Regions from separate parts of the Homo sapiens genome. Here regions 2, 3, 4 and 5 are each linked to region 1. A link is a loop called in an ENCODE intact Hi-C map of the cell type or tissue named here. Cell type or tissue: natural killer cell. All regions are shown on one strand. Each heading gives the region's core, and the rest is flanking DNA. Links, peaks and the distances in the headings are about the cores only. Region 1 overlaps DUSP10 (dual specificity phosphatase 10). Region 2 overlaps LINC01655 (long intergenic non-protein coding RNA 1655). Region 3 has its middle 35 kb from the start of DUSP10. Region 4 holds the start of LINC01655 (long intergenic non-protein coding RNA 1655). Region 5 has its middle 46 kb from the start of LINC01655.

Region 1 (6,293 bases), core at 515-5,514:
CTGGAGGGAGTTGTCACAGAGGTTTTCATGGTTCTGCTTAAAACTACTAAGTCCACCTAGAACACAAACACAGAAGGTGAGTGTGACTGAGATTTCAGAGCTGGCAGAGAATGCCACCTCCCCATTAGAATGAGTTTGCATTGTAGCTCATGCATATTTTAAATACATATATAAATATGTATTTAAGCAAAAAAAATAAAAATAAAAATAAAACAAAACAAAACAAAAACTAAAAGTCCATTTGGAGACCCAAGACAAGCTTCGGGGAGTATCACTGCATGGAACACTTTGGAAATGTGCTCTTTCTACAAATGAGGGCATGTTCCCCTAGCAAGAGTTCCACGCGGCATCAGGCAATCTTCCTCAGCTGCAAATGTGACCTGCCTCAAAGAGCCATATGCTCAGTGGCCTACATAGAACCCTGTGCTTTGGGAGCCAAGAAAGGCACAGATGACCTCCTCGGGTGGAATCTCAGCACCACAGGAGCATGTCTTGCACCCTTCATAGCTCACCTCACCCAGAGGGACAAGTTTGCTCCCAATACAGCAGAGTGGTTACAAGCAGGAACATTGGAAGAGACAGGTTATCTTGATTATAATCTGGGTACCATCATTTCCTGACACTATTACTTAAGTTCATTTATCTCTGTGCTTCAGTTCCACCATCTGTAAACTGAGGGTGATGGTGTCTCCCTTTGAGTGCAATTGTGAGCCTGAGATAAATGAATACGTGTAAAATACTTAGCACATCTCCTGGCACACAGTAGAACTCAGCAGGCATTCACTATTTTAATTTATATTATTTATATGATTGCCCACAGGTGAAATCAGCAGAGAAGTACTTGGAAAAGACAAGCCAGGGTGGGGTGTGAAGGACTGCTCTTATAATCTTTTTTGATATTCTCCACGTAGGGCCCTGACATTTATCAACCCTGACTTTCAGTAGAACAGAATGTGAGAGCAGCGCGGTTGCTTACTCCTCGACTTTCCAAGGCTTGTGGGCACATAAACCCATCAAGAAACCTCTTTTGGATGTGTGAATGCATGCTTTTGAGCTTACGGCTCTGCTCTGCCTCCCACGAGTTATGGGTCTAGTATAAAAAGCTTATAAACTGTGCTTATTTCTCCATTTTTAAAATGCAAACCTTCCCCTGAACAAGTGCAATCTCACTTTTGGGAATGGATCTTAGGGAAATCATCTAACCAAAGATAGTTAGCTAGATATATGGAGATGTTCACTACAATGTTATCTGTTTTATATATATTTTAAAAAGGCCAAGTAAAACACAAAAATAAAAGAAAAAAAGTTATTACATTCATTCCACGGAGTATTATGTAGCCTTTAAAAGAGTAGTTGCAAAAAGGATGTGAAAATAAATAAAACATTTTGGTTTAATATTAAATTTTTTAAAAGCTAAGTAAAAAACATTGACCAAAAGCTGAAGAACTGTACAAAAAACGAACAATTGTTTAAATTAGGGAATTTACGGATCATAGTTTATTGTTTAAATTTTCTGCTAATATTTTTACACACAATGGCATGCACAGATAAACCCAAAGGATTATTACAAAGCTCAAATTATAATAATATACATGTAAGTGCTATAAAATCTGGATTGACATTATTAGTGCCAACTGAGCTCTAACCCTACTCAAACAGAACTAGATACACTCTGGCTTTCCCTTTGAAAAGAGGGGGAAGTGGAAAAGTCCTATTAGCTGAAAGCCACCAGAACACAACATCTACCCTCAAAGACAGATGGCTTGTGGCTGTCTTGATAGTTCCAGGAGATAAGGCAGAAAACCCAAAGCATGAACAAGAGACGGTTATGTTGCAATAAGGACAGGAAGTCTATCTGTCCACTAGCCTCTGAGCCTGGCATATGTTCTTCTCCATTTCAAGTCTCATCTTTGACAAACCACAGCGGGAAACTCCAGACCATAACCTAGACCGAGTCTCATGACTTTTCACAACCAATGGACCCGGAGCTGGCTGTGTAAAAGAGAGAAATCATATTTTCCTTAAGGTATGGTTATGATCCAAAGAAAACTCAAAGGGCAATATTATGTTCACTTTACTCATTGAAAGTAAGAAGTCAAAACCTACCCTAGCTTTTTGAAAAGAAAAACAAGAGCTATATACGAATTTCAGTTGATTTCTAGAATTAACCTCTGCCCTTACATATGATAGTTTATTCTGCTAGGCAATTATGACAATAAAGTTTGAACCTGAAGAGATAATTCTGAAGTAGAAGAAAGAAAATATGGAAAATAACTTCACCAGTGAAGACTTAAAAAATAAATAAGATAAAAACTACCCATTGTCATCATCACAGCCTCCACAAAAGGGATTCTGAAGAGTTAAAATCTGCTCAGCTTCGCCTCCACAAAAACCCAAATTCCACACAGATTCTGTGATGGGAACCTAATTCACTTTTTTCTTCAAAAAAGGCAGTTGTTACATTTTTCCATATAAGATGAGAGGGAAGAACAATAAAACAAATTCAAAAGAAGGCTCTAAAAGCAGGGGAAAAACCTCTCTGTTCTTATTTAGGGTACTCAAGCTGTAATTTGTCTTAAAAGCAGCTAGTTTAAAAAAAAAAAAAAAAACCAACACATGCTAGAAAACCCCACACACAGAAAAAAGCAGCGTCCAGCTTTTTAAAATTCTGCCTCTACACCTCCTTTCTCAATGACATCAGCTGGAGGCTCCCCACCTGCCCAGTTGCCATAGCAGTTACACAAAGACATACAATGACATCAGTTGGCATGATATCAGCTCTTTGAGTGCAAACAATACAAGAAGAACTACTTTGTTTAAGGCCTTTGGTGCAACTGTGTTCTGGGGAGCCAATGATGTAATGCTAACAGGTGGCATGGGCCTTCCATTTGCCTAATGGGGGGAAAAAAACCCGTGGCGGAGTGGGGGGAGGAGGGAATTTGAGACAGACACACAGAATGCTCCAAATCACAGAGCATGCTTATGTGCAAAAGTATGGGTGCATTGTATGTTTAAGCCATGTAGGAACTCTGTTCTTATAATATTTGGAGGTGGGAGGGGTGGGGGTGGAGAGAAAAGGAGATATTACAATTTAAACATATAAGGTAAACAAGGAAATTCTCCTTGAGGGGTCTGAAGAAATAGTCTCCTGTTCAACTGCCACTCTGCTAATCAACTTGGGCATCAGTTTTCCATAAGGCTTATGCACAGCTCTGTACTGCAGTTAAAAACTCTCTCTGTGGACGGTGCTTAAAGTAAAAAACAACGAGTGGAAGCTCACAGTGGTGGCTTTTTCCAGAGAAGTCTGCAGGAAGGATTGTTTTCTTCTCTTGGGGAAGGGTTGAAATTGAAATCTGGAGGGGAGGGGGAAGAGTAAAGCTAATCTGGTTTTTCTTTTCCAGTTACTTTCCTCCGACCCTACCCCATCAAGTATCACCAGAGGCCAAAGTGACTGATCACTTAATGAGGAACCCTGATGATGTTATGTTTATTACTATTTAAGAATATTAGAACATGATAATTAACAAACAAAGCAGGAGCAGTGTAGCATGGAGGTTAAGAGCAAAGGTCAGAGACAAACCACACCTAGCTGCAGTTATGATTCTGCCTCCTAGCAGCTGTGAGACCCTGTGCAAGTCAGGTTCCCTCATTAAGCCTCAGTTTACCAATCTATTAAGTGGATGTAATATCATCTACCCATCAGGGTCATAGTTCAGGAAGCCTATGTAAAGGTTTTGATACACGACCAGGTATTCGATAAATAATGTCTTATTACCCCCAATATCATCACCTTTGTTCTAAATTCCAACAGATCTATGCACACGCATAGTCCATGAGAGCCCTAAGTGCAGTGCAGTGATTCAGAGAAGGAGTATTGAGGCTGGACTTCTTGGGTTTGAATCCCCAGCACAGCCAAACACTAGCTATGAGACCCTGGGCAGGTTTCTCACCTGTCTGTTCCTCAGTTTCCCTGTATACAAAACAGGGATAACAATAGTACCTACCTCACTGTACTGTTGTAATGATTAAAGTGGTTAATAAAGTACCTTAAAACAATGTCCAGCACATTGTAAGTGCTTTTTCTTTTCATCACTTTGGGAAACTACCATTTTAAAGATCTAAAAAAAAAAAAATCTGCTTAATATAAAGACTCTATATAAGTAAACTAATGTTCCTGAGTTTTTACTTTTAAAATTTTATTTAACAAAAAAGAATTAGGAACCAAGGTATCCGAGCAGTTTTAAAGTTTGCAAAACATACTTTTAACATAAAGAAAGCAACAGCTCCCTATTTTTCCTAAACAAATATATCTGATTTCACTTTGTTGGTCCTAGCTTTCCTAACAAACACTGTCTTTGCATTTCTGGTTTTTCCACAGAATTGGATTTTGAAAATAAAACTGTTCTTCCCTCCTTCTTCCTTTCCTCTAATTTCTACCAAGGTGGCTAACTTCCTTATGTGCACAAGAGCCTGCAGTTATTAGTGCGAACATATTGTAGCCATGAGCAACAATGCTGGGGTAGGGTGAGGCAAGGCGGGGTGGGGGGGCAGCAAACATTTTCAAAGCTTATGTCAAAAGTAGGTTCTCTGCCAAAATGAGTATGGTCAGTACATTGATTCTAAATGGCAGCAACAAAGAATACCTAGCACCCCTAAAGAACTATATGTGGAAATACTGCCTGCCAGTTTCTTCTAACACACGGTCAGTTCAGTGACAGTCCTACTGAAGCAATGGATTCTAGTTTTAGTGGGAAACTTCTCTTTATAGATGCATTTCAGCTCCTGTTGCTGTTTTGGCGACTGCAGTCCTAGAAACAGAAGAGTCCTCTGTAATGTGATTCAGAAGCAATGCGCTGGGTTGTGAGTTAAAGAAACCACATCCAAATGCAGAATCTATAAGCAAGAGATTTTTATACTCTAAAGGTGGACAGCCCTTTTTGGTCTTATGCTAAGCTAGAAAGTGAGCTGTTTCCAGAAATTTAAGGAACACTCTCACTGAAGGTCAGCAAACAGAAGTAATGTCCAAAGACCAGGGGGAGGGGTGTAGGCTAAAATTGGACTCTTCTACAGTTTGCTATAAGCATATTGATCACCCCTCTCTGTTGCCTAGTTTTTCTTACTGAGTAACCAGTCTTTTAAAGTAAAACAGTACCTTGATGATAGTGGTTAAGATCATAGACTGGAGCCAGATTGCTTGAGTTAAAACTCCTGACTCCTATCACTTACCTTGTAACCTTGAGCAAGTTATTGATGTCTCTGCATCTCAGTTTACATATCTGTGACTTGTAATATAATAATTTCTATCTCACAGAGCTCTCAATATGGATAAAATGCTACATGAGAGTTAGGTGTTTTATTATAAGTGGGAGAGACATTGCTGTAAGTTGCATACTATTTTGTTTATACCAGGAACAGATGGATGCTATGATATACTCCATGGAAACAGAACATCAGAGCCACTCAAGATTCTATAAGCACAAGAATCTGTGGAAGAACAAAGCCTGGATGAACTGGAGCTGATGTCAGGCTGCCAAGGCTGAAATCTTCTTCAAAGACAGGGTCAGAGTCACTTCATAAGTTTCAGGGCAGAATATCACCTATCTTAACAGGAGAAACATGTGGGGTGGTGGTGGGTACCAGCTCGATCCACAAAGATTATTTCTACTTCTTGTTTTCTATGAAATGTTCTTTATACTCCATAGATGTGATTGGGTATTTTACAGTAGGAATTGGGTATTTTACAGTAGGGTATTTTCAAGTTCAAGATGAAAATCATTCCTACTGTAAAATACCCAAGGAAGTATTACTTAAATTGTCTTAGGATCTTGCCCCCAGGGAACTTGTATTTCTTTCCCAAGAAGAGTAAAGGGAGGCCCTATCAAACAGAGGCAGAGAGAGTTGAATGGGAGTGCTGTCTCACTAGGTATAAGGTATGAAACAAGAGATAAAGAAGTATTTATCTTACTCAGGGGAAGAAAGAGATTTAGGAGGCTGACTATGAGTCAGAGAGAAGTCTTCTTATGATCACGTCATTTGACTGCTTCCCTCAAACCAGTGTGGTCTGGCTTACATGTGAGATGCCTTATGTTTGAAAAGACATAAACAAGGAAGTATCACAAGCTTAAAATACACACATATACATAAAACTTCAGATATACTCATATAACATAATGGGATCTTGAATCCCATTGAGTACCCATCCACATTATTTGGCTTGCTATATTATTAAGTCTTTTAGGAAGATATATCTAAAAATAAGTTAGTCCCTCCATTCATGGGTTTTTCCTGTGTGA
Region 2 (6,293 bases), core at 812-5,811, 120 kb after region 1:
GAGGAGGAAGTGCTAAACCCGCTTCAATATTTCCTGTCTTAAGCCCACATTGTTCTGGGGATTGAGATCTGAAGTTGAGGGGTTGGGGGTCAGTGAATCTGGCTATAGACATTGTAGATCTGCAGATGGAGGGCATGAAACAGGCTGAAACTGCTGCAATATGTACTCACCCTGAGGGCCTGAGGACCTAGATGATCATCTTAATTTAGATTGCTCCTTGGCCCACACAGACATGATAGTGCCTGCAGACAGTGGCTCTGGCACTGGCACCCATGGTAGCAGTTGGCCTCATTGTGATGGGAAAGCCTCCAGCTCCCTCCAAGATGCAGTTAGGGTTTCTGGTCTCATTCTTGGAAGAGTTTTGTTGGATGAATTAAACTGGAATCATCTTCCTTTCCCAGGAAACTGTTGTCTCTTTTGTCTGCTCTGCCTCTGGGTGAAATCTGTAGTCCTTACTTGCTGCTATTTTCTACCATCCTAATAATAGCTCATTGTTAGGCAGACATGACGCAAATACATTTCTCACTATCTTGGGAGATTTGGGGGGGGGGTCTTACCTTCTTATTTAAGTTCTTTGTTTAATTATTTAATTCTTTTCTTTTCTTTTTTTTTTTTTTTTAGTTTGTTCTCTTTGTTTGCCCTTAGTTGGTAAAGAAGACAAGTTGTTGATGAAGGAAACTGGCAAAATATCAGTACATCTTGAGTTCTTTGGTGATCTGCCTTTTCCAGAATCTTCTGATCTGTCCCTACACCTGCACAAAAAGTGCTTCATGCAATGAAACAGTCCTTACTGGGTGTCATAAGTGAGCTTACTAAATTTGGTGTGTGCCATCAATAACCCCTCACCTTTCCATTTGGGGTAGCATCTACCATCACCTCTTTTTTTTTTTTTTTAACTATCTTGTCTTGCCCTAGAACAGGTAGGAACATCTTATATTCAACAGTTTATCTTCATAGGTGCAGAACAAAGACAGAGATAGAAGTCATCCCTCTGCTCACCTGAGACAAATGCATATTTGACTTGCATTCAGAATCAGGCACATCCACCCCTGACCCTCTGCTGGGAGCATTTTTTATTTAAGATGTTTTTGGTTCATCTCTTGAACCTCCTCTCTACCTCCATTTATCCCTGAGTCCCACTCATACCCCTCTTCTTTATTACTCCCTAGAAAGGAAGTAGAAAGGCAAAAGACTTTTGTCACTGAGTCACTGAAAGAAAGAAACTTGATAATCTGGGAATTGAGGGAAGCCAAGGAAACACATCCTCAACCCTTAAGGTGAAGCTCCCAGTAGTCACCATTCCAAGAATGTGGGACCTCAAACTCAAGCACCTTTCTTGAGATAGAGTTAATAATGAAATCTGTGATTGGGAATGCATGTGTTTCTTTGTCTATCTCAACATTTTTTCAAGACCATTTTTGTAGCCATCCACAGCTGTTTTGCAGGTACAAAGAAAGGGGTCCTACTTCCCAGGCTATGGCTGTGAAAAGAAGATAAAATTTCAGGACCCCAAACTCACTATGCCAAAGGGGAAAAAAAAAGCTTGAGTCACCCAAAACTGCCTTTCATTTTGTTCCTAAATAGATAGCTACAAAGGTAGAAGGTTACAGGCCTCCCCAGGGGCCCTCCCTCACAATTCACTCACAAGAAAATTCTCTGTGCACCCCAAGATCTTTACCCTAAAACAGAGTTCTGTTGAATTTCACCCTGATAATGTAAATCAACAGCTTATCTTCATAGGTACAGAACAAAGACAGGATTAGAAGTCATCCCTCTGCTCACCTGAGACAAATACATATTTGAATGCTTCCTTTACTCTATGTTTACTTTATTTTACCTAAAAATGCAGATTCATTGAGCTGGAGCCAATGCATAGTTGACTATTCCTCTGTCCCCTCTTTTCACATTTAAAATGTGGATTCAGTGAACACGGATCTAGCTTCAAAAGAATGCCATTGCTTGCCTCTTTTATGTATTCTTCCCTTTTTATTTTTTCTTTCCTCTTTCCCCAACTGCTTACTCTTTCCCCTTTAAACGTTGAAGACCCCAAACCCTCTTTGGAAAAAGCACAAATCACAGGTGTTCCTTTTTCCTGGGTGCGTCCTCAACCTTGGCAGAATAAATCTCTAGATTGATTGAGTCACCTCAGCCATTTTCTTTGGTTTCACATGGCCAAAGCCTACCTTCCCTCTGTGGCCTTCCTTTGGTCATTAAGGATATTCTTTCTGCCATCAGGTAGGCAGGTGGTGCTACCTCAACCAGTGCCCATCTTCACATGGGCACCTCTGCACCTTACTCTGAGATGTGGTTGCCACTAAGCAAATAGGTATCCATTTGACTTTCAACTCTTTTTTTTAAATTAACATTGGCATTTTTAATTTGCTTTTTTCATTGACAAATAAAAAACAATATACATGTATGGGGTACAACATATATACATTATAGAACGGGGAAATGAAGCTAATTAACATACATTTTACCTCACACACATCATTTCCTGTGGCAAAAACACTTAAAACCTACTCAGTAATTTTCAAGTACACAATACATTGTGGTTAGCCACCATGTTGTACAATAGATCTCTTAAACTTATTCCTCCTATCTGGAATTCAGTATCCTTTAAACAATAGCTCCCTAATTCTCCCTAATTTTCAACCTCCTTTGTTCACAATGTCTTCAATTCTTCCTCCCAACCAGAAGGCTCTCCCCTCTCCATCCCTACAATCCAAATTCTCTGTATGATTCAGGGTTCAAAAGAGGTTCCAATCGTGCCGTGAGACTCCTCCCCCCACTCTGGTTCTTGCTGGTAGCTGTTTTAATTCTGTTCTCTAGCACTTGTTACAGTGATTCATATCCTGGATACGCATGTGAATCGCCTGTGGACTGTTTAAAAATGTAGACTCTGACTAGACAGACCTAATCAGAATCTCTGTGTGTGAACTGCAGGCATCTGTAGTTTTTACAAAGCTTCTAATGCACAGTGAGGGTATGAGAAAAACAGATAATATGTAAATGACTAATTTTAGTGTTTAACCATACCATGCCTGTTGCTACTTACCTGTCTTTTGAATATGTGCTTTTAACTTCTAGAAGACAGAAACCATATATTACTTTTTTTTTTTTGGTACACTACCCTTTCTTCCTACACCTAACCCACTCTTAGATCCAGGGCTGAGATGTTTCAATGAATATTTTGATATACATTTCTGCACATAGTAAAATCACCGAAGGGTTCAACAAACATTTTTGAATTATTTCACTGTGCCAGGCACTGGATCTAGGAAGATGAAAGCAACATGAGTCCTTTTAGACTAGAATCCATAGCTAACAGGTAAATGTTGTTGAGACTGTCATTTGGTTGTTGGGACACATATGGGGTCAAGAAAGCTTTGCTATGATTAAAATAATTGACTTTTGAAAGAGAATAGTGGAGGATGGAAGGAGCCTCTGGGTTTGCAAAGGATGAAGGTTTCAGAGTATTTTGAGGAGGTTCTACTATTTGTGCCATCATACATTCCACACCTTCCTATGCTGTGCAACAAGCAGGGAGAGGTTGTAAACCGAATACCTGCACATCTCCCTCCAAATGGCCACTCACTGGAAAAATAATCTATGGCTTTCCTGCTAAAGGAACATAGCGGGTGCATGAGGCTTATAAGAGAGAGCACATGCTATGGCATAAACATGGGCTGCATTCAGGTGTCCGTGGATGGTGTGTGTGCAAGTTCAGCTCTGCAGCTTTCTGCAGGCTGCTGGTATCTCCTTGTCCCATCCCTCAGCTCCTAGGGCTGCCCAGGCAATATTGGGAAAATCATGTGGGGCTTCTCTTAGGTGTCCCACTCTGTCCTTCCCATATCCATCTCCCCTGGAGTATTTTCTCCTTTTATTGCCAGATATCCCCAAAATCTCTCTTCTGTTTAGCAAAAACTTTGTTGTGTGTGTGTGAGTTGGAGTCTTGTTCTGTCACTCAGGCTGCAGTGCAGTTTTGCAATTATAACTCACTGCAGCCTCAAGCTCTTGGGCTCAAGGGATCCTCCCATCTCAGCCTCCCTAGTAGCTAGGACTATGGGCACCCACCACCACGCCCAGCTACTTTTTAAACATTTTTAGAGATGAGGTCTCACTATGTTGCCCAGGCTGGTCCCAAACTCCTAGCCTTGGCTTCCCAAAATGCTGTTATTAGAGGCATGAGCCACCGTGCCCAGCCCTAAAATCAATTCTTGAGAATGGACAGTATAACTAAATTTACAGAAAGGTGTACTTCACGGATAAAGCACTTGGATCTTACCCAATAAATAAGAAAAGTAACATTTATTGAGTTCCTAATGTGTGCCAGGGTCTACTATGTTGACGCATTATTAGCAAATTAAATAGGGAAGATGATTGGAGGGTTGGGGTCTCCTACACCTCAGCACCTGTGACACATAGATGATGGCTTCCTCTTCTTCCTCCTAAGATGAGCCTTGCCTGCTGCTTCGTGAAGGACTACACACTTAGTCTTGATTTCAGATCCCCTTCTGGGCAGATCTCAGAACCTCTCTGTGTTTGCTTTTTTCCTACGAGCAACTAGTTCCTTTTGTTCCCAACTCCTTTTCCAAGAGGCACAAAGTTACTTTCTAAACTAGGCCACTGGTTTAAATAGTAACCCCTAGGAAAGAAGAGTTTCCAATGAGTGCTGCCATCTTGACAAACGGCCTTGATTCCAATGCATCCTTCTACCTATGATCTGCATACATGCAATATCAATCTTAATTTACATGTGATTTCAATCTGTATGCAATATTACTTTGTATATGTAACATCACCCTTTTACATGCAATGTGGCAGCAATCCATTTACTCTAAGGGATCATAATGGTTCCTACCTGATAGTGTTGTAGTGAAGATTTAGTGAAATAATACAGGTAATGAACCTACAACAGGGCCCAGCATAGAGCAAGCACTCCACAAAGGTCCTCACTGTTGTCATCACTTTCCCTTCTGAACAGACTGTTGATAGTGTGATGTTCCTCAGACTACCTTCATTAGCTCCAACCTGCCCAATATCCTCCATCCCTCCCTCTACCCACAGACTCTCCCTTCTTCCTCTTTCCATAGAGTTTCTATCAATGGTAGTGGTGGTGGTAGTAAGAGCAGAAACAGAATTAAGAATAAATGGAAAGGTATTTCATGTTGCCTAGTTAGCCATAACTAATTATAATTGTTTCCTTAGCATCAATAAACATGAAAGACTTCTGGCTGTAAAGGCATGTCAGGCACTGCTCCAGCTGGAGTTTCCAGCCCTCTCCTTGCTTCCTGTCACATATAACTGCAGGCTGCCGCTAGACACTGTGGCTTCTTGTTAGACCTGCTTTGTGTGAACTTTGCTGTCATTGGGAATTTAATCATCTTTCTGAGGCAGGGACCACTGCTTTGTTAATCTGAACCAAGTTGTGATGTCAGAAAGGAAAACTACCAAAGTTTGGTCCCAATGTTATGAATAACTACTTAAGGTGCTCTGTCTCTGTCTAAAGAAAGAAAAACACAGTGATCCTAAATGTAAGTAATTCATCATGACATAAAGAGAATTAAAGGAAAATTAACTTTGTAGCATAAAACAGCAGTGACATATAAACCTACAAAACGAGTAGAAAAGATACTCAGGTTAAAATTATGGGTTTAGAGGAGGTCCATGGAGTGAACTTAAAATAAATGTATAGTTACAGAAAGGGTTGAGAATCTCTCAGGCACTTTAGCCTCTGGCTGTCCTAGACTATGGGATGCTGTTTATGTTCTATGCTAGGACAAAACCAAACAGGCCCACTGGAAGCAAGCCAGGTCACTGGTGATATTCCTAGGCCTGGCTGCAGGAACCTTTGGCGGATACATGCCCTTCCTTTGTTTGGAGAAAAATGTTATCCTCTCTTACCCTCTGCTCTTGACTAAACAGATTCTATACCATCATCCCCTTAGGAAAAATGGGCAGGATCCAATCCCAGTTTTCTGTCTGTGTAATGCAGGCATTAGGAGCCACTGGGCAGCACAGCCTAGCGTTCTCATTTTCTTTTTAATATAATAGCTTTTTTGCAAAGAACGTAAAAGCAGTTGTGCAGCTACATTTGGCTTTAGCAAAAGGAGAAATCTGTGAAAATTTAAAAATCAACACAGAACAAGGGGGACTTTATTTGATTTTTAAAGGATTGTTGTCAAGGTACCTTGTATCTGGGTGGGAAGAAAGAGACTATCAGGTTTAGGCTGAGAGTTACATTTGACTCTGCTTAGTGGGGCTTCTGTCCAATTTCTTAATACCCTGGT
Region 3 (6,293 bases), core at 496-5,495, 68 kb after region 1:
TCTTCTGAGGTTCCGAACTCAGTTGTCTTGTGTTCAAAGCCTATAGGCCCTGTTACTGCAGGTACGAGCCTGAGAACAATGAAGGGGCGCTTTCCGGAACTGCTGTGTGAGCTTAATGCTATCTCTGCCATTTCCTTGTACTCCTTTAGCAAATCCTGTGTAAATAGAAGTTTTATTTGAACAAAGGAGAGTGTCCAGGATTCTTCAGCTTTGCCTTCAGCTTTGCAGCTGGAGAAAGTAAAATCTATGGAGATAAAATTTAAGCCAATCAAACAGCAAGAACAAGCAAAAAGCTCTCTCCTTCTCCCTTTTATTTCTTGCTTTTCTTGGTGAGCTTGTTTCTCTCCCTGACTAGGAATAAAGGCCTCTCTTTGGGCACAGACAGCATCTTATTCATCTTTACATATCTCTTCCTGAGATACAGGCATAGTGTTCTTTATGTTACAGATACACACCACATGCTTATTAAACAAAAATTAAGTTGTGTACATAACTCTTATCACAATCCACTGATGCTATAAAACTAAGTTAAGTTCACCATCCAGGCTGGGCGTGGTGGCTCACACCTGTAATCTCAGAACTTTGGGAGGCCAAGGTGGGAGGATTGCTTGAGGTCAGGAGTTCAAGACCAGCCTGGGCAACATAGTGAGACCCCCATCTCTACCATAAAATAAAATAAAATAAAATAAAATAAAATAAAATAAAACGAAATAAAAATAAAAACTTCATCATCTCTTGGCTTTTATCTCCTTCTAAGGAGGTCCTCTGAACCTGCCCACTCCTCAAAATGACAACATGTTTGGTGTTTGGAACACAGAAATTAATCTTGTGCTTTTAAAATGTATAGTTAATGATTAAGGAAGCTCAGACTTAGCACAACTCAGGGTTTTCCCTATGATGCAAACCAAAAACGGCCAATTCAGTCAGTTCAAAGAAAAAATACTCCACCAAGTTGTTAGGTGCTTTCCATAAACATTACTGTGTACCAAAGGATTTCACCAAGTTGGTAATCGTGTTTAACAATCTTCCATTATAAATGCACCTAATAATTGGATAGAGAGTGGGAAAAAGACATTCGATTGACTATGTTTTGAAAATCTTGATATTTGATTGAATTGTATTGGTGGCATTGAGGAGTCAAAGGCTGCATCTTCTGGGTCTGTGGTCGACACCTTGGCTTCCCAAAATGAGGACGGCAGCTACACTGACATTGCTTGGGAGCTTCTTAGAATGCAGAATCTCAGTCTGTGTCCCAGACCCAAAGGTTAAGAATCTGCATTTTAGCAAGATCTCCAGGGGATCAGAATGTACACTGACATTTGAGAAGCACACAACTTAACCTCTAGCGCTTTGTATTTGGAAATATAGAGGCACCAGATTTCACCCCACAAATTTGAGCAGGCAGAGTTGGAGGAATGTCTCCCTGTAAAACAAAGTTAGAGGAGACAGTTTTGGGCACTGCCTAGCTTTGGAGCCCTGGGGAAAGCCATGGCCAAAGAAGATTATGAAAGCCACAGCCGAGAGTCAGTCTTTAAAAAAAAATAACAGCTTTCTTGAGATATAGTTTACATATATGATTCACTCTTTTATATTATACAACCCAGTGAGATTTTGTATATTCACAGAGTTGTGCCACCATCAAAAATTTTAAAACATTATTATCACCCCTAAAAGAAATCCGTACCCATTAGCCATCAGTTTCCAATACCCTCATCAACTCCCCACGCTGGGCAACCACTAATCTACTTTGCATCTATATACATTTGCCTAATCTGGCTTTTCGTCTAAACGGAATAATACATAATGTGGGCTTTTGTGACTGGCTTCTTTCACTTAAAATAATGTTTTCAGGGTTTTGCCATGTTGCAGCATGTGTCAGCTCTTCATACCTTTTGACAGCCCGATAATATTCCATTGCACGGATTATACATTTTGCTTATCCACTCGTCTATTGATGGACATCTGGATTGTTTCCAGTGTTTAACCATCATGAATAAAGATGCTATGCACATTGGTTTACAAATTTTAGGTGTGAACATAAATTTTTACTGGAGAAAGTTTTTTTTTTTTTCTTAAGTGAAAGCAAGTTTGTTAAGAAAGTAAAGGAATAAACAATGGCTACTCCATAGGCAGAGTAGCCCTGAGGGCTTCTGGTTGCCCGTTTTTATGGTTGTTTCCTGATTATAGGCTAAACAAGGAATGGATTATTCACAAGTCTTCCAGGAAAGAGGTGGACAATTCCCAGAACTGAGGGTTCCTCCCCATTTTAGATCATACAGGGTAACTTCCTGATGTTGCCATGGCATCTGTAATTTGTCATGGCGCTAGTGGGTGTGTAGCAGTGAGAACAACCTGAGACAGTTTTGACCCTTAAACAAAGTGGGTGATATGGCTGTCAGCAAGAGAAAGGCAGGTAGGCAGGACTTCTGGGAGGAACAGCCACCTGCTCAGGAAGAAACCCTTCCACCCCAGCTCTTCCACTACCTGTGCAACCACCAGCAAATCACGAGATATCTCAGATCCACGTCTGCAAAACGGACATAAATCTTAGCCACATTGACCTCACACTTCCTTTTTTTTTGTGTTTCATATGGGATAATTAGCATAAAGCTGTTTTCAAAGGAAAAATACTACACAAAGACCCAACAGGATAGTTGTTCTTATCACATCACTGTCATTTTGGCAATTCTTGAAATTGCCAGTACCTAGTGAGCTAATGACCTTCTCACTCAGAACCAGGGAAGGAGAATCACACTCAGGCCTTTCTCTCTGGTGCCTGAAAAGATTTTCAGTACAGTAGAGATGTGATCTCATTGTGACTCTCAGAAGCTGTGCTTAGGCTTTCAGTCAATAGGCAACCTCTTTGGGGATAAAAGAACCATCTTATTCACAATGGCTTGCTGTACAAAAAAAATTAGAATAAAAGAATTATTTAATTCGTTGATTTATTCACTACTTTTTAGCATTTATGATGTGCTCAGCAGTGAGTTGTGTGCTTATAGAGGGTGGTGGAATGAGCGGCGGTAATATAAGAAAGTACTTGAAATTTGATGCTGCTTTTAGGGGAAGCCAATGTGGCCACTTCTGCTTTCTTATTGACTATTGGAAATGTAGTACAGTACTAGTAATTGTACTCTGGAATGGGCCAGTGGAAGCCAATTCGGAAAAAGCGGTCCAAGGAAGACTATAATGCTTGGAAGGAGAAGGGGAAAATGACAGAGGAAAAGAAGAGAAAAGATGGAGAGAGAGAAAGAGAAGAGAGAAAAAAGAAATTATAACTTCTTCCACCTTTAAGGAAGTGATGAGCCCACATATAGCCCAGGTGATTTTGAGCTAAATATAAAGCTTGTGAATTCCCCCCAGTGCCCAATTTGGCCCCTAGAGGTGGAGACAAGTTCAGTGGCCACAAAACCAGAGACTCTAAGTTCATAGAAGGGAGGAGAGAATGGTAGATGTGTGGGAGCAGGGAATTTACCTGCTTCCTGTTTCGGCCCCTTTTGCTAAAGTGAAATGCTGTGGTTTTGCTGGTTATACTTGTTAATACAATTCCCTCCCCTTGCAGGATATGTGTGTGGTAACGGCACCATCTGGGTTAGCGAAATAGATACTCCGAGGTATAACACACTAAACACAGCAGGATGTTTATAAAATTCTTAATCTGGGCCCTTTGGACCACCAAGAATAGACATAGAGATTATACAAGCAAATTACTAAATCAGGCTGAAACCAGACATATAAGCATTTTCATAAATACTTAAAAATTTACCTATACCACGAGAGGCCAACTCTCAGACCATTCTCTGAGAAATACTAGACCACCCTGAGATGCTGGTACCTTAAGCACACATTGTCTCTTCTTGTTATGTGGTCATCACCACCAGGATATCCGCCCCTCTCCTGCCCTGAACATCTAGAGCAATTTGGCTGGGCACAGTGTTCTTTCCAGAACATTTGATTGCTATACTTACATAAGGAGAAAACTCTATTTTCATTTGAAGACTTCAGACCTCCTTCACAAAGTGATACTGCAGTGAGGAAAAAATGCAAACTGAGGAGCCACGAAAGCTTGCAGCTGAAACAGTGGGGTCTTAGACAAATGATTTTGCCTCCTCATCTGTACCACAATAATAAGAAAGTTCATCCGACAGAAGTATTTGAAAAAAGCATCTGCTTTCATGTCTGGCACATAGTAGGCATTCCAAGAAGGCTAGTAGCTCTTACCCACGCCCCTTTTGAGGTGATTTTCGCTTACAACCAAGCCAGAAGGAAGTCATAAAGCTCACGGGCCTTACATAGAGAGGAAGCATCAGAGAGTTCTCACTCACAGCCCTCACTGCTCAGTGCAGGAGCCGCCCCAGTTGACAGGACTCACTTCCTCTGTCTACACTCCCAAACCTTCTGTGCCCAGCAGTGTGTGCACATCTGTCTACACTGAGCTCTAACCAGAGTGCCTGGTTGGGGTCATGACCTGGCTCATTCAGCAGCATGAGCTGGAAAGGACTTTGGCTAATAGGACACCTGGTATCCAATAAATTCCCCACCCTGTATTTGTGACTGCTAAAAAGCCGAGTACAGATGATAGGCAATTCATTTTGATGGTAAAGAGTGGCCCGTTCAGGGGAGAAAAAGGGAGTCCCCTAAAGAGACCCTGGGTGCTCAATGCCAGGAGCAGAGTGAGCTTGTGTACGGGATGTGTGCTAAGGATGTGTATAGCATGGTGAGTTACATTTTTAAAAAATCACAAAAAATGTACAGGTCTAGGGCTGAAAGTTCTTAGAGCTGCCTCACAAGAGTTGAGGTCCTTTCCCATTGTTTGCAATCTCAGATTGGTTCTTCTTCCCAGGGGCACATGGCACATAGCACTTTGGTGATGGGGACTGCTTTGCTGATGTCAGGGTCAAGGGGTGCATGGACCATGGGCAGAGTGCTGGGCTCAGCCAAATGGTTCTGGGTAGGTCTTGCCTCTTGTAGCTTCAGTTTTCTCTTTTGTCTGGTGAAGTTATTACGAAAACTCATCTCTAGCCTTGGCTTATGGGATAATATTCTTGATAGGACTTTGAAAATTTGAGATTTTGATAGAAGTGTAAGGGAGCAATTTTTTAGATTGGTTCTATGTGCCAAGGGGGAGAGGGCAAACAAAGGCACATTGGGGTGCTGGTTATGAGTTTGCTTGCACACTCGCAGTGTTCTCTTCCCTGGTCTGGGGCATTGTGTCTGTTCACACAGTTGAAAACCAATGGTGGCCGTGGGCAGCCCTGGACCTCCTAAGGACACAAGGCGAAACCAACCACCTAGCCACAAAACAGACGCAACCAGAGCCTAGCTAGCTCTCCAGCCTCTGGGCTCTCCCTGCATGGACGGCCACTCTACCTACCTCTAAGACCTATCTGGGCTTGGAAAAGGAAGCTCCTGAGCAGCCTCAGCCCTGATGGTGAACTCAGCATCAAGCCACAGCTTCTATCAGTCAGCCTGGAGAAAGCAGGCCCAGAGATGCACATTAGGATCCTGCCTGGCTCACAAATTCCTCTGCAGTGAAGTGACAGGAGTCAAGCTAGTATTGCAGCCTGAGTCATGTCACCTCCCTTGCAGGTTTCCTTAAGGTCATGAGTCTCCTGTGCATGGATTCATAATCCATGATCCAGTTTGAGTAAGTTGGCCCATGGTTTAGGCTTTGGTCCCCAAGCTTCTGTTTTGATATCTGTCTGCTATTCCCTGTCCTTCCCCTGCAACAATCCCATCCTCAAATCCAGTTTTCCTGCATTTCCAAATAGCACCTTCTCCGCTATGGTAGACAGCTTCAAGGTAGTCCCCACTCATCCTCACCTTGAAGCCATACCCTTGAGCAGTTTGCTCTCACATTCACTCGGGGTGACCTGTGTGACCACAGTAGCATGCAGCTGACGTGACAATGTACAACCTCTGAGGTGAGGTCATGGGAGATGTCGCGGCTTCTGTCTTGTGCCCTTGGACCCATCCCCCTGGGGAAACCAGCCACCTTGCCATCAGCCCCAGCAGCCTTGTGGGAGGTTCCCTGGGGAGGAACCAGAGCTGTCCACGAAGGGTCAGGAGCCACCTTGGAAGCAGATCCCAGGGTCCAGGCAAGCCTTCATAAGACTGTATCTGGCCGACATTTGATTGTGACCTCATGTGAGACTTTGGGCCAGAACCACCAACAAAGCTGCTCCTGAATTCCCAATTCACAGAAACCGTTAGAGAATAATTATTTTAAGTTACAAAATTTAGGGGCTACTTGTCAAACAGATAACAGAACCAGAGAATAGATAACCAATACA
Region 4 (6,293 bases), core at 716-5,715, 130 kb after region 1:
AGAATAGTTAAATAACCCTTCCAAAGCAGGTGACAGAGCCAAGATTTGAATCCAGGGTTTAGATACTACAGCCCATCTTCTTCTTCTAGAGCTACCAAGGGATTAATAGCATATCACACCTAGGCGTGCTATGGTGGGAAGCAGAATGCCAGGGGAACGTGTACTTCATTCAAGTCATTGCAAATTAGTTTATTTGGGTAATCTCTTCTGGCACATCATTTAGCAATAGCAGAGGATTTAAATTAGATTTTCTTTAAGGGGATGTCTATGACCAGATTCTTGCTTGAAGACCTTCAAGGCAGGCACTAGTGGTGGGGCCTGACATCTACAGCATGTCCTTGTGAAGGAGAATCTGAGCTGGCCCCTCTACCTTCTGAGTTACTATGCTAAGAAGGGAAACAGACAAACAGCAGGAGGTTGCAGTTCCCAGAAGAGGCATTGTTCTTCTTCAACCACCTCTGCTGTCTGCCCTGTTACCTAAACAAGTATTACTCCAAATACCTGAAATAGTCATCTTCCAGGAATACACCTGATACTTGCAAAACAGGACAGGCTTCTGTCCATAGGACTTCAAGATGCAAGTAGGTTTTGGGTTTTCTCTGCATGCCTGATTGGTGCTTGTTGTTTCCCTAACACCAGTTCATTTTCTGATTCTTTTCTCTTTGGCCAAGTGCCTCCTTTTCACACTGTGTTAGTAACAACCATTGGGGAGACCAGTGGCATGCATGGCTGGCTTGCATAGATCCCACTCTTCAACTTCATGTTCGAGCATATGCCATCTATTACATCTCCCCATTCTGTGAGTGATGTTGCAATCAATACAAATAAACTTCAGGGGCCCTCGGCTATAGGTAAACTGTGCCAGCATAAATCGATGAGGTGTTGAGAAACTCTATGTCACATACTCTGATGCTCTGTAATTCTACTTTTCTGGCTACCAGAGCCCTCCCACAGATTCCAGGGCTTGGTTCAGAAATCTCCCTGCCTTTCCCAACTTGGCTCACAATGATCCCACCCAGAAATGTGGACTTCTCAGGAGAGACAATGGAACAATGGGAACTATGAGGGCTGCGTTATTCTCACTATTTGACTCAATCTGAACTGTGTCCACTGTAACAGTTAAGGTGTAGGCAAATCTCTCTCAAAATCATCCCTGGACCACCAGCATCAGAATTAGGCACCTGCTAAAAATGTAGATCCCCTCAGGACCTCCTATTTATTCAGAATTTCTGCAGTCAATACCCAGGAATCTGAAGTTTAGACAAGCTCCCTGTTGTGTCAGTGCCCCTGAAGGAAACTGATGACACACTCAAATTAGGATAATTTTAGGAGGGTTTAATAAAGGGACCATTTCAGAGAGGTAGTCGGGGTAAGGAGAAGTCACAAGTGCTGTGCGCTGTTAACAGCCTAGGTGCAGCTATGCAGGGGCACGCGCGGCAAATGGGTTACTGGAATCTGGAGCAGAGGGACTGTGGGAAGGGCCATAAGATAGGATGTGCTTGGAATTTTGCCATGGAGGGACTCAGCCAGTGCTTGATGGCCCAATAGGGGTATAAGGACACCAACCTCACTTTGCCAATCTTCTGCAAACCAGAAGCCAGAGGCAAGAGAGCCTGTAGTTTTGCTACACAGGAGGCAGCCCCCTAGGGCATGGGGCATGGTGAGAAGGACCGTGAGTGGCTCTGCAGGACAAATGGAGACTGCCCAGCCTCTGACTCCCCCACAGCAAACCTTGAGAACCACTGGGCTAAACATCTTTCTTGTCTCCAGCCGATGAAGGCCAGTTTCAGTTCATAAGTAAATGAGACAGAGGGTGAAGGGGAGTAAAAGAAGAGGTGAAAATGGAAGATCCTATTACGGGAAATCCAGGGAAAGCCAGAGATCCAGGAAAAGAGGGTGAGGGAGTTGCAGGAGTGTGAGCAAGTCTGTACTTCACTTCCCTGGTGTGCTCCAAATTCCCCTCATGCTGCCCTGCACTTTTGGTCACCTTCCCGTGTGTGTGTGTTTGTGTGTGTGTGTGTGTGTGTGTGTGTGTGTGTGTGTGTTTTTCTGCCTCATTTTGCTTAGCACGTTTTCCCTAACTCCCCAACCTAGCGTGAGACTCTTCTTTTCAGTGCTCTGGGAACTGGAGGCAGCATTTTGTGTGTTTTAACTTTCTGTGGTCTCCATGATCTGCTACAAGTGGTTCCCATGTTCATGGGCACTTTTTCAAGACTTCATCTGACTGTTTCTGGAAGAGTCTGTGACTACAGTAGTCCTTCCTTATCCACAGTTTTGATTTCTGCAGTTTTAACTACCCTGCAGAACAGTACAACAAGATATTTTGAAAGAGAGAGAAAGACCACATTTCCATAGCTTTTATTGCAGTATATTGTTACAACTATTCTAGTTTATTGTTGTTAATCTCTTAGTACACCTAATTTATAAACTAAACTTTATCATATATATACATGTATAGGAAAACACATAGCACATAAAGAGTTTGGTACTATCAGCAGTTTTAGGCATCCACTGGGGTGTCTTAGAATATATTCCCCATGGATAAGGGGGCACCACTATACTTTCTAGCAAAGTTGTGACATTGAACAGAGAGGTGAGACACCAGTGAGAGCTACCAGACCAAAGGTGAGTGTTGGGGGAATCCTTAGAGAAAGCTCATTTGACACTTTTTAAAGAGTTTATTGAGGAGCTTGTTCAAATTCAAGATTAACTAAATTGTCTCAAATTACATGTTTTCAGACCAGGGATTGCTGCCAGCTCCCTAAAAGTAACCATTTATCTTATGGGTTTTTAGCAGTTCATATTGTGGAACTGGTCCCAAATCCTACCTTCATGATTTTTTTAAAATATGGAACACTTCACTAATTTGCATGTCATCCTTGCACAGGGGCCAATGCTAATCTTCTCTGTATCATTCCCATTTTAGCATATGTACTGCTGAAGCAAACAACGAAAAAACTATGCATTTTTTTTCAGTAAGAAAAATGCATACTTTTTTCCTTCTTTGATGACAAATTTTGCCCTCCAACTATATTTTCTTTGTTACACACAGCTACACTTTGCTATGCCCCTTCATCCTTCTTGTTGCATTAGATTCCATGTAAAGCAAAGAGAATACAAATTAGATGTATCTCCCATCTACCTGGGGAAGTCTGACGGCAAAGCATAAAATCCATTGACTTTTCCCCTCTGTTTTTAACTGAAAATGGAACTCAAATCACACCCTAAATCCATCCATTTGTTCATCTAAGTGCATACGCATTTCACCATAAAGACTCAAATCCACTGGGGAAGAACAAACAGTAATAGTTTACATTTACTGAGCATTTACTACATACCTGTCATTATTCTGAATGCTTACTATAGATTATTTTATTTAATCCACACGAGCACACTATGAGGCAGGTACTTATTATTGCCGCTTTTCAAATGTGGAAGGTGAGGCACACGGCAGTTAAATAACTTGCCTAGGCTCATACTCCTGCTAAATCTTACAGCCAGGATTAAAACCAAGGCGGTCTGACTTCAGAGCCTGTGCCCTGAACCACAAAACCATGCTGCCTCTCTGAGTATGAAGAGTTTCTATACTTAAGTTTGCGCCTCTGTTTCCTTTCGTTATTCATTTTTTATCAACAGACATTCAGAGTGTCAAGCGCTGGTGGCGAGAAGCTGAATAAGACTGCTTCTCCTTTCGAGCAGGAACATGGGAGGTCTACAGAACAGGGGAGTGACAGATCCCTGCAATATATGTGAGAGGCAGAATAGGAGGTAGGAATAAAGTGCCCTGGAAAGACAGAGCAGGAAGAGACATTTCAGGAAGTTTTTGGAAAACTTCCTGGATGAGGTCACAGTTAAGCCTGTCAAATAGCAGGTACTTAATAGGTCTTTTGAATGAATGGCAATAGAAATTCATCAAGAAGAGAAAATGATGATAAATAAAAGAAACACCAAGGGCAGATAGTGGCTCTTGACTTTGTTCCCCATTTTGAGACCCCATTTGTGTATAGCAGGTGGGCAGCAGAATGGGAGTTCTTGAGATTTAACTCTCGTGAGGTTCCCTGGGTCCCTGTGTGCCTGAGTCAGGACCTAAATGTGGCTGAGAGTCCAGCTCACCGGTGGAGGGGAGGAAAGGTTCCTTTTCTTTGCACATCCATCGCTAGGTTCATGGGTAAGGTGCCCCTTACGAAAGACAGATTTACAAGAGAAAGGTATACAAATGTATTAATGTAAGTTTTATGTGGATGGAAGCCTTTGGAAACGAAGACCCAAAGAAAGAGAGAAGCTTGTTTATTTTTATGCTTGGGTTGATGAAGAGTGGATAGTCATGGAGAAATATGATTGGAGGACAAAAAGGTGTGATCTGATGGTAACAACCTTGGGGGAACTTAGCAAGACCTCCTTGTTCAGATTCTTCCTGGCCTCTGTGTCTTTGAGGATAAGGATGTTCCTTTCCTCTAGGTATAGAGATGGCACCTTTTTTTTTTTTTGAGACTGAGTCTCTTTCTGTCACCCAGGCTGGAGTGCAGTGGTGTGATCTCAGCTCACTTCAACCTCTGCCTCCCGGGTTCAAGTGATTCTCCTGCCTCAGCCTCCCAAGTAGCTGGGACTACAGGTGTGTGCCACCACGCCTGGCTAATTTTTTGTGTTTTTAGTAGAGACAGGGGTTTCACCTTGTTAGCCAGGATGGTCTCGATCTCCTGACCTCATGATCTGCCCACCTCGGCCTCCCAAAGCGCTGGGATTACAGGCATGAGCCACTGCACCCGGCCTGAAGGCACCTCTTGAATGAGGATCTTGTGGTCTCTTTCAGGTGGTCAGAAAATTCTGTCTAGGTTTGATAGTCTGCTTTAGGGGAGAAGGGCAAGAGGAGGTCAGAGAGTGTCCTTACTGCTTCTGCTGTTTTCTAAAATGCCAAGGGGCCATATTTTGGAGCAGCCTGTCCTGAACTCCAACAGCAAAGGTAGAACAGGGCAGAGTGATAGCCTGGTCAGGAAGTGAATGAATGGGACTCACAGCCACACTGATTGTCTCTAGTGACACCAAGAGCTCAGGTGAGGCTAAATCAGCCAGGAACCCCCAGGGGCCCAAAGAGGATGGTCAGGAGTAGGAGGAAGACATCACAAGTCATAGAAAAGAGATAGGAGGGCCGTTTTCTCTGCATATGCCAGTTATAACAGTTGAATTTGCACTCCCCAGTACTCCTAGAGACTCTAACATTGTGAGAAAGCCAATTCTTTCAGAATGTGGAAGACTCGTCAGTTGGACCTGCCAAATCCACCTGTATACTTTGCTATAGTATCAGAAATGATTCTTTTTTATTTTCTCTCTCCCCAAGGACCAAGATGGATTTCCAGCCTGGATGTTTTGGCGGGGATTCTACCCAGCGGTGGGGGGAAGAACCACGTGCCCTTCCAACCTTGCGTCAGCAATCCCATGAGGCCCGCCATGAGTCACTGCCAGTGGCCCAGACTCAGTTGTGTGGAGTCTCACACCCTGGGGCGAAACTAGCTAAGTTCATGGGTCTTTCCTGTCTGTGTTCTCAGTGACTCACCCGAAACAGATAATAACAGTGAGGTTGGGCACACCATGTGACTGGTGCCAGCCAGAACAGGTCATGCTGTTAACCCTTGGATCCCAGGCCACCAACTGCTGACTCCCAGGCCCTGGGACAGGCCCATGACACACTTGAGTGGTATCTCCTTCCTATCTCTCTGGGATACTTGGTCAAGGTTTCAGTTTTGGAAATATGACCTTCCCTTGTAAAGGATCTCAAACTTGGGGTGGTTACTGATAGAGACTGCATCAATAACTATTACCCAGGAGGGGCCCATTGTCCTAAAACACCACCAGAGCACAAGTGAGGAGTTTTCATTCATCAAATTGGGTGTTCTTCAAAGTTTGCCAAGGTGCAGATCCTGACCCCTTTCCTGGTTCTTTCCATCAGTTGGGTGATTCCCAAAGTCTGGGGAAAGAAAGAGAAAGGAGGAATTTAAGAATGGAACAGATGATTTCTCCCACCTCAGACAAGCAGACTGTGAGCTCACCGTGTATCTTAAGTATTTGTGGGCAGGGTCCCAGGCAGGACTGTAACATGTCAGCATATGACTTAAAGGCTTGGTGACAGAACAAGGATCCACCCAGCTCAGCTGCCCTGCCAGGGTGTTCTCATTGCCTCGCCAGCTTCAGATCACTCCCCAGGGATGCTGCATTCATTATGAAAACCTCTGGTCAAGGTTGAAAGCCTGCAGGATATGTACTATGACCTCATAATTCACATGGGATAGTCCAGAGGT
Region 5 (6,293 bases), core at 898-5,897, 85 kb after region 1:
TCTGTGTTAAATGCTTTTCGGATATGATCTCATTTAATCTGTACACCATGTAAGGAAGGCACTTTAAAAAATCCTCAATTTACAGATGAGGTACCTGAAGACCAGAGGGGTTAACTCTCATTAAGTCCACACTGGATCCAAACAAGCACCCTTTTGACCCAGGAGCCTGTGCTATCTACTTGCTGCCTACTTGTTTCTCTGAGGTCTCGACCACAGAAGGATCTAGCTGGACAGCAATAGGTCTCGGAAGTCTGTCCCCACCAGCAATGGGGCTGGCCTCACTCAGACAGCCCTGGGGATATCAACAGCCTTGAAAGTCCCAGGACTTGTATTGGCAAAGTGATGCTCTGGTGACCTGGGATTGCTGCTACAGTGAAAAGCTATGACTAGCTATAAGGCACACATAAGACATTGCCCTGCCTCCTGTTTCCTCTGCACTATGGGATGTGCTTTTCAGGCTGGGTGAGGTGGCTCATGCCTGTGATCCCATCACTTTGGGAGGCTGAAGAGGGTGGATTGCATGAGCCCAGGAGTTTGAGACCAACCTGGGCAACACGACAAAACCCCATCTCTATAATAAAGACAAAAAATAATTTAACAAAAAAGATGCTTTTCAGAAACCATGGCTGTATAGAAATATCATTCCGAATGCTTGCAAAAGACCCAGTCATTGAGTGGCAGCCTTAACTCTCTTCTTTAGAAACTCAGTTTTTCATCTGAGTTTGTTTCTTTCTGTGGGCAGACCATGTTGCTGGTCCCATTGCTTTGGCTGATGAGTTCAATTATTTCCTGAATCAACTCCAGCCCATTGTTTTCAGACTGCTTCATGGTCATGGAACTTTGATCATAACACTAGTAAATGTGTTCCTTTCGCCCTGGCAAGGCAGGCTTACATATGAAATGATAGCATAACCTCACATCCTAGTGCAGGGGAGAACTTCAATCACTGTACTGCCATCTTCACCAGCACAAGGAAACACCTATAAGTCTTTTTTTTTTTTTCTATTCTTACACATTCTTCTTACTCAGGAGTCAGCAAACTATGGTCTTTAAACCAAATCCAGCCTGCACTCTGCTTTCATAAATAAAATTTTATTGGAACACAACTATGCTCACTTTTTAAAAATGTCTTACTTCTGGCTGTCTTCATGCTACAATGGCAGAGATGAATAGTCATAACAGGGAACAAATGGTCTAAGAAGCCTAGAATATTTACTATCTGACTCTTTACAGAAAAAGATCACCAACTCATGCTCTAACTTACTTTATTTTCTATTTCCATTGCTTGGACTGTTGTGATTTCCAGATTTGAGATTTCTTATGTGATCATCTAATATTTCATAATTCTTCAGTGACACCCATTGTCTCCAGTACAAATCCCAAATGAATTCGGCATACAAGGCCTTTCATAACTTGGTTCCTATCTAGATTTCTATCCTCTTCTCCATCAACCACACACATTTTCCATCAACCACACACATACCCTTGTGATAGAACCACAATAAGTTTGTCCTTCACGTGTAAATAGCCCAGGCTCTTGTATCTTCTGGTATGTTATAGGTTATGTTCTCTGCCTGGAGTCCACTTTCTTCATGCTAGGCAATAAGCCACTCTTTCTCTAAGAGCTAACCTATCATCTAGCCTTCATAATTCATCACTTTTCTTCTCCACTGTGTTTTAATAATTTGTTTTCACATCTGCCTATCCTATAAAACTGTGTTATTTCTTGAAGGCGGGGAACTCTGTCAATTGATTTTTATATTCAGTGTGTCCGACACATATTTTGGTGCATGGTAGATACTCAGTAGATGTTTATTTGACAAATGAATGGGCCAATAGAGAAATGCATGCCATGCGTATATTGGTGCTTCCATTAGTAAAGCACATGCTCTCCTTGGGATGAACCTCCCTATCTCCCACTCCCATTAACATTATCTGACAAGAGTCCGTTTTATGTGGGACAAACATGGGCTTAGCAATGAACATGAAATTGATGAACATGCTCTGTCTGCAAGTCTGCTGCTCACTAGCCCAGGCATCACTGGCTGAGGCACGTAACTTCTGCCCACTGGCCTGATCCATGAAGGTGGCAGAACAATTTATTTTTCCTGAAAGACTGTGAGCATTAGTCCCTATATCAGAAGAAGGTATAGAAATAAGGGAGACTATATTGGAATGTCTAAGGGAAAAGCCATGCCTAGGGCTGCCTGGACGTCAGAGACAGGTGAGAGTGCACATGTGTACACTTGGTAAGGCCAAGGCAGCTCTGCTGACAGGAAGGTTACCTCTGAGCCACGTGACTCAAGCTGCACAGAGCAGAGTCAGCCTTTGGAGAAGGTCAATGTGGTGAGGAGGGAGGGAGACTAGGACTTGGAGGTTTCTTTGGGCTCAGTCATTGGCTCAGTATTCAGCAGCAATTTTAGCCCAAACCTCAAGTCATAGACCAAGCAGAAAGAGCCTGGATTTTCTAGGACTAAATCATGGGTAAGGAGGAAGATAAGACAAGAAAAATGCATGGGGAAAGAGGGAGAAATAAGAAGAGATCAAAGCAGTCAGGGTGAAGAAATAAAAATAAAAGCAAGGGGGTGAGATCACATGAGCAGAGGTGGTAGACTGTGACCACTTGTCATTCATAAGGTCTCAGGCATTTCCTGGGCAGCTTCTCTCCACTTCAAGCCTGTATCAGTTCCTCTACCGATCAAGCCGGCATTTTCTGCCTTTCCCACCTCTGTGCTCTCTCCCTCTTCTCTTTTTCCTTTCATCTCTTCCTCTCTAGTTCTCTATCCCTCCTCCTGCCTGCCTTAGCCTCTATTCTCCTCCTTTTTTCCTCTCTCTCACTACTCTTCTTGCCCTATTTCCAAAGCCTCCTTTCCAGTGTTAACTTGATCCAGAAAGGATCTTGCCTCTTGGGGAGAGAGCTCAAAAGCAGTGAAAAGAGGCTGCTTTCTATTGGAATTGTCATGGAACCATGTCTGAAAGTACCAGGCTGGAGCACTGGCTCTATCCTGCCCCTGAGAAAAGTGACTGAACTTTCCTTTACACATACACACACACACACACACACACACATACACACCCCCCAACAACATGCCTACCAATTCAAACGCTCTCCTACACAGGAGACTGTAGTCTCCTGGCTCAAGGGAACAATGCCATTGTTCAGAATGTTTAACCTGATTCCTTTGTGGGGAGTTCCAAACTATCATAACCAAATTCTGATGTCATGCTGGTGGCAGGGAAATAACCCATCTGCTCTGGGCTAACCACGTTACATCAAGTTTTAATTACATGCAATTATATTGGTGGAGAGAGAAGAGGATGACTTGAATTGAGGCCCTGTCAGTAATCACAGGCTAGGCTAAAGGGACTTTTGCTGGGGAAGTTAATGGGTGCCCTTACACAGATGATACAAATACATGCTCTACAAAATGAATCAGTTGCCAAGTTCTGTTGGTTCATCCTGAGTGATGTCTGGGATTCTCCATCCCTCTGTTTCCTTTCCATTTCACCCTAGTGCCCCAGTTCAGCTCCTGTTGCTGTAATCCCAGACTATTAGCGTAGTCTTCCAAATACTTTCCACCCCTCCTGGAGCTTCCCTTTTCAACCCAAATTGCCTGCTAAGGGTAAATTGATTGTTGTAAAGAAAAATCTCATCATATAAGCTTTCCACTCACCTATAGAAAACAGCTCATTCTCTTGCCACATTTGTGGCTCCTAGCACATCTCCCACTATCCTCGTATATGGATCCTAGATTCTGGCCATGGTGGACCTTGAATATTCTCTAAACATGTCTCATGTTAATTATCATTGAAACTTTAAAAAAATTCAGCTGCAATATCTGATACTCCTGTTTACCTAATCTTCCAGACCCACTCATCTATGGTCTGGACTCTGAAGCCTCTTTATGATTAATGGTTCAGAAATGATGTCTCCCTCCCCTGAATCTTTAGAGCATTCAGATAGGTTTTATCCCTGTAAAGTGGCCCAATGAGGACACAATGGTCTGTACTAATAGCTCATTGAAGGCAGAGTTAGTTTATATTTAATCCATCTTTTATCTCCCACAGTGTCTTACACAGAGTAAAAACTGAATAAATAAATGATTTTTATCTATTGAACAAGTTTAAATACAATGGGGCTTGTAAGTTGAAATGGATGTCAAGGAAATAAAACACAAGGACAGAAAAAAATGTACAAATTACATATACAACCAATCTGACAGTCCATTGTGAGACTAAACCAATGCCAAGAAGTTGTTAGAAGCTTATGGATGGAAGCAAAAGGGTATAGAGACAGTGTGGGCGAAGTCTTTGAGACCAGAGGAAGATTGTGACTAAGTGGGAAGTTTTCTGTGCTAAGTGGTGTGCTGGCTGCCTTACCACACATCTCTCATTCAATCCTCACAACCACCCCGTGTTACATGTGAGGAACCTGCCTAGGGCCACACAGCTGGAAAGGCAGAGTCAGGACCCAAACCCAAGCTCCCAGACCCCAAGCCCATATTCTCTGCATGGCACAGTACTATCCTTCCCCTAACATATTGTCCCTGATGTAAGATGTCTGTCGTATCAAAACTACTGTCATTGTTATAGAAGTTAAAGTAGAAAGAAATTCATTTTTAGAATAAAGTTATACAAACTGTATTTTGGTTCTTTGTACTTCCCGGAAAAAAAAATTATGTTTTATTAAGTCACCTTTGCCTTGTCAAAATATTAAGACACTTTAAACACCCCTCTCTCCCCCTTGCTCCCTTCCCTGCCACTAACTCTATGACCCCAACCCTGTTCCCAAAAGCCTTGACAACTGCACTCTGTTCACCTGATTGTTATGACTTTATTCTTATATGTATGGCTTTTTGCTTGTGTTTTAATACAATAGTTATACATACATACATATATATAAAGTTATATATATGTGTAGTCACATATACACATGTATATATATATATGAGAGAACTTGAAAAAGTTCATGGAAAATGGAATTAAAAGATAAATATAAAGTATACGATCTTTATTTCTCAACATAAATTCTATCAAATTCAAGACATAATTGTAAGTGATGATACCAGCCATTTAGTCCACCCCTAGAGAACTGAGGGCCCTGGGAATTTAATCACATCAATGCAGTATTTTTTACATTATTAACTGGAGAAAAATGGGTGCCCTTTAAAGATTTTCTAAGGTTAGGAAACAAAAAGAAGTCAGAAGGAACCAAATCAGAACTGAAAGTGGGATGCCTAATGATTTTCCGTTGAAACTTTCACAAAATTGTCCTTGTTTGATGAGAGAAACAAGCAGGAATATTGTTGTGGTGAAGAAGGACTCTCTAGTAAACTTTCCTGGGCATTTTTCTGCTAAAGCTTTGGCTGGCTTCTCAAAGCACTCTCATAATAAGCAGATGTTGTCATTCTTTGTCCCACCAGAAAGTCAACAAGCAAAATGCCTCGAGCATCCCCCAAAACTTTTGCTATAAGCTTTGCTCTTGACTGGTCAGCTTTTGACTGGATCACTTCCACCGCTTGGTAGCCATTGCTTTCATTGTGCTTTCTCATCTGGCTCGTACTGATAAAGCCATGTTCTATCTCCAGTTACAATTCTTCAAAGAAATGCTTCAGGATCTTGATCCCACTTGTTTAAAATTTGCATCCAAAGCTCTACTCTTGTCTGCAGCTGATCTTGGTGCAACAGCTTTGGCACCCATCAAGTAAAATGATTGCTCAGCTTTAATTTTTAAGTCAAAATTCTGTGAGCTGAACCAATTGAGATATCTATGGTGTTGACTATTTGTGCTATTAATCATTGGTCCTTTTCAATTAGGGCACAAATAAGATTAATGTTTTTCTCACAAATCAATGTGGATGGTCTGCTGCTATGGGCTTTATCTTCAACATTGTCTCATCCTTTATTAAAACAAGTTATTTATTTGTAAACTACTTATGCCTCTGTAAGCTTTTTGTAAAGCATCAGTGATTTTACTATTTTTCCACCCAAGTTTTAACATCAATTTGATCTTTTTTTCTTGCTTAAATTTTAGCAGAATTCATGCTGCTCTGTTAGGGGCTGTTTTCAAATTGAGGTTTTATTCTTGTTAGTGCCTCAAATTGGATTCTATTCAGACATGTTATAACAAGTTCGTACAGGTTCACTTTGGTACAAAAAATCTTAAAATCCATGCATAGTTTCTTCATAATACACATTTCCCATGAACATTTTGAAGATCCCTTGTGCATATAGAGATACATATATATTTAAAAAGCAGGAAACCATTATCACAATTTACCATTGTTGTGCAC

What was found. Hi-C counts contacts between places; a loop is a spot of excess contacts. Peaks named below come from ENCODE experiments on the same cell type or tissue, not always from the same donor. Only the 100,000 strongest peaks of a DNase experiment are listed, where the experiment ranks them.
Region 2: a loop joins it to region 1, with 5 times the contacts of the local background. A loop is called at or near these places in 2 of 110 quality-filtered maps.
Region 3: a loop joins it to region 1, with 6 times the contacts of the local background. A loop is called at or near these places in 9 of 110 quality-filtered maps.
Region 4: it touches region 1 in a loop (8-fold over the local background); 2 of 110 quality-filtered maps call a loop at or near these places.
Region 5: a loop joins it to region 1, with 12 times the contacts of the local background. A loop is called at or near these places in 3 of 110 quality-filtered maps.

The regions. Positions count from the first base shown.
Region 1 is chr1:221,706,411-221,712,703 of GRCh38, forward strand. It overlaps DUSP10 (dual specificity phosphatase 10), which reads right to left. Exons shown (of 4, transcript NM_007207.6): 3 at 1-56. Among named protein-coding and RNA genes, the nearest start is that of DUSP10, 33 kb to the right of the region's middle. RefSeq lists enhancers at 1,599-1,708, 5,942-6,121. In natural killer cell, for the core only: no CTCF peak of the experiment used is centred there; DNase peaks (open chromatin) are centred at 1,881, 2,761 and 4,831; H3K27ac peaks cover 4,848 bases.
Region 2 is chr1:221,827,005-221,833,297 of GRCh38, forward strand. LINC01655 (long intergenic non-protein coding RNA 1655) reads right to left here. Exons shown (of 4, transcript NR_125989.1): 4 at 662-752. Among named protein-coding and RNA genes, the nearest start is that of LINC01655, 11 kb to the right of the region's middle. In natural killer cell, for the core only: no CTCF peak of the experiment used is centred there; a DNase peak (open chromatin) is centred at 2,837; H3K27ac peaks cover 3,421 bases.
Region 3 is chr1:221,774,436-221,780,728 of GRCh38, forward strand. No RefSeq gene overlaps it. Among named protein-coding and RNA genes, the nearest start is that of DUSP10, 35 kb to the left of the region's middle. RefSeq lists enhancers at 3,135-3,224, 3,295-3,344, 3,375-3,424, 4,475-4,524. In natural killer cell, for the core only: no CTCF peak of the experiment used is centred there; DNase peaks (open chromatin) are centred at 3,546, 3,876 and 4,276; H3K27ac peaks cover 3,075 bases.
Region 4 is chr1:221,834,492-221,840,784 of GRCh38, forward strand. It overlaps LINC01655 (long intergenic non-protein coding RNA 1655), which reads right to left and starts at 6,175. Exons shown (of 4, transcript NR_125989.1): 1 at 6,045-6,175; 2 at 5,817-5,962. It also overlaps the pseudogene RNU6-403P. RefSeq lists a silencer at 1,708-1,914 and enhancers at 4,860-6,059, 4,876-4,955, 5,326-5,375. In natural killer cell, for the core only: no CTCF peak of the experiment used is centred there; DNase peaks (open chromatin) are centred at 3,590 and 5,510; H3K27ac peaks cover 1,404 bases.
Region 5 is chr1:221,791,208-221,797,500 of GRCh38, forward strand. No RefSeq gene overlaps it. Among named protein-coding and RNA genes, the nearest start is that of LINC01655, 46 kb to the right of the region's middle. In natural killer cell, for the core only: no CTCF peak of the experiment used is centred there; DNase peaks (open chromatin) are centred at 2,344, 2,644 and 3,274; H3K27ac peaks cover 1,057 bases.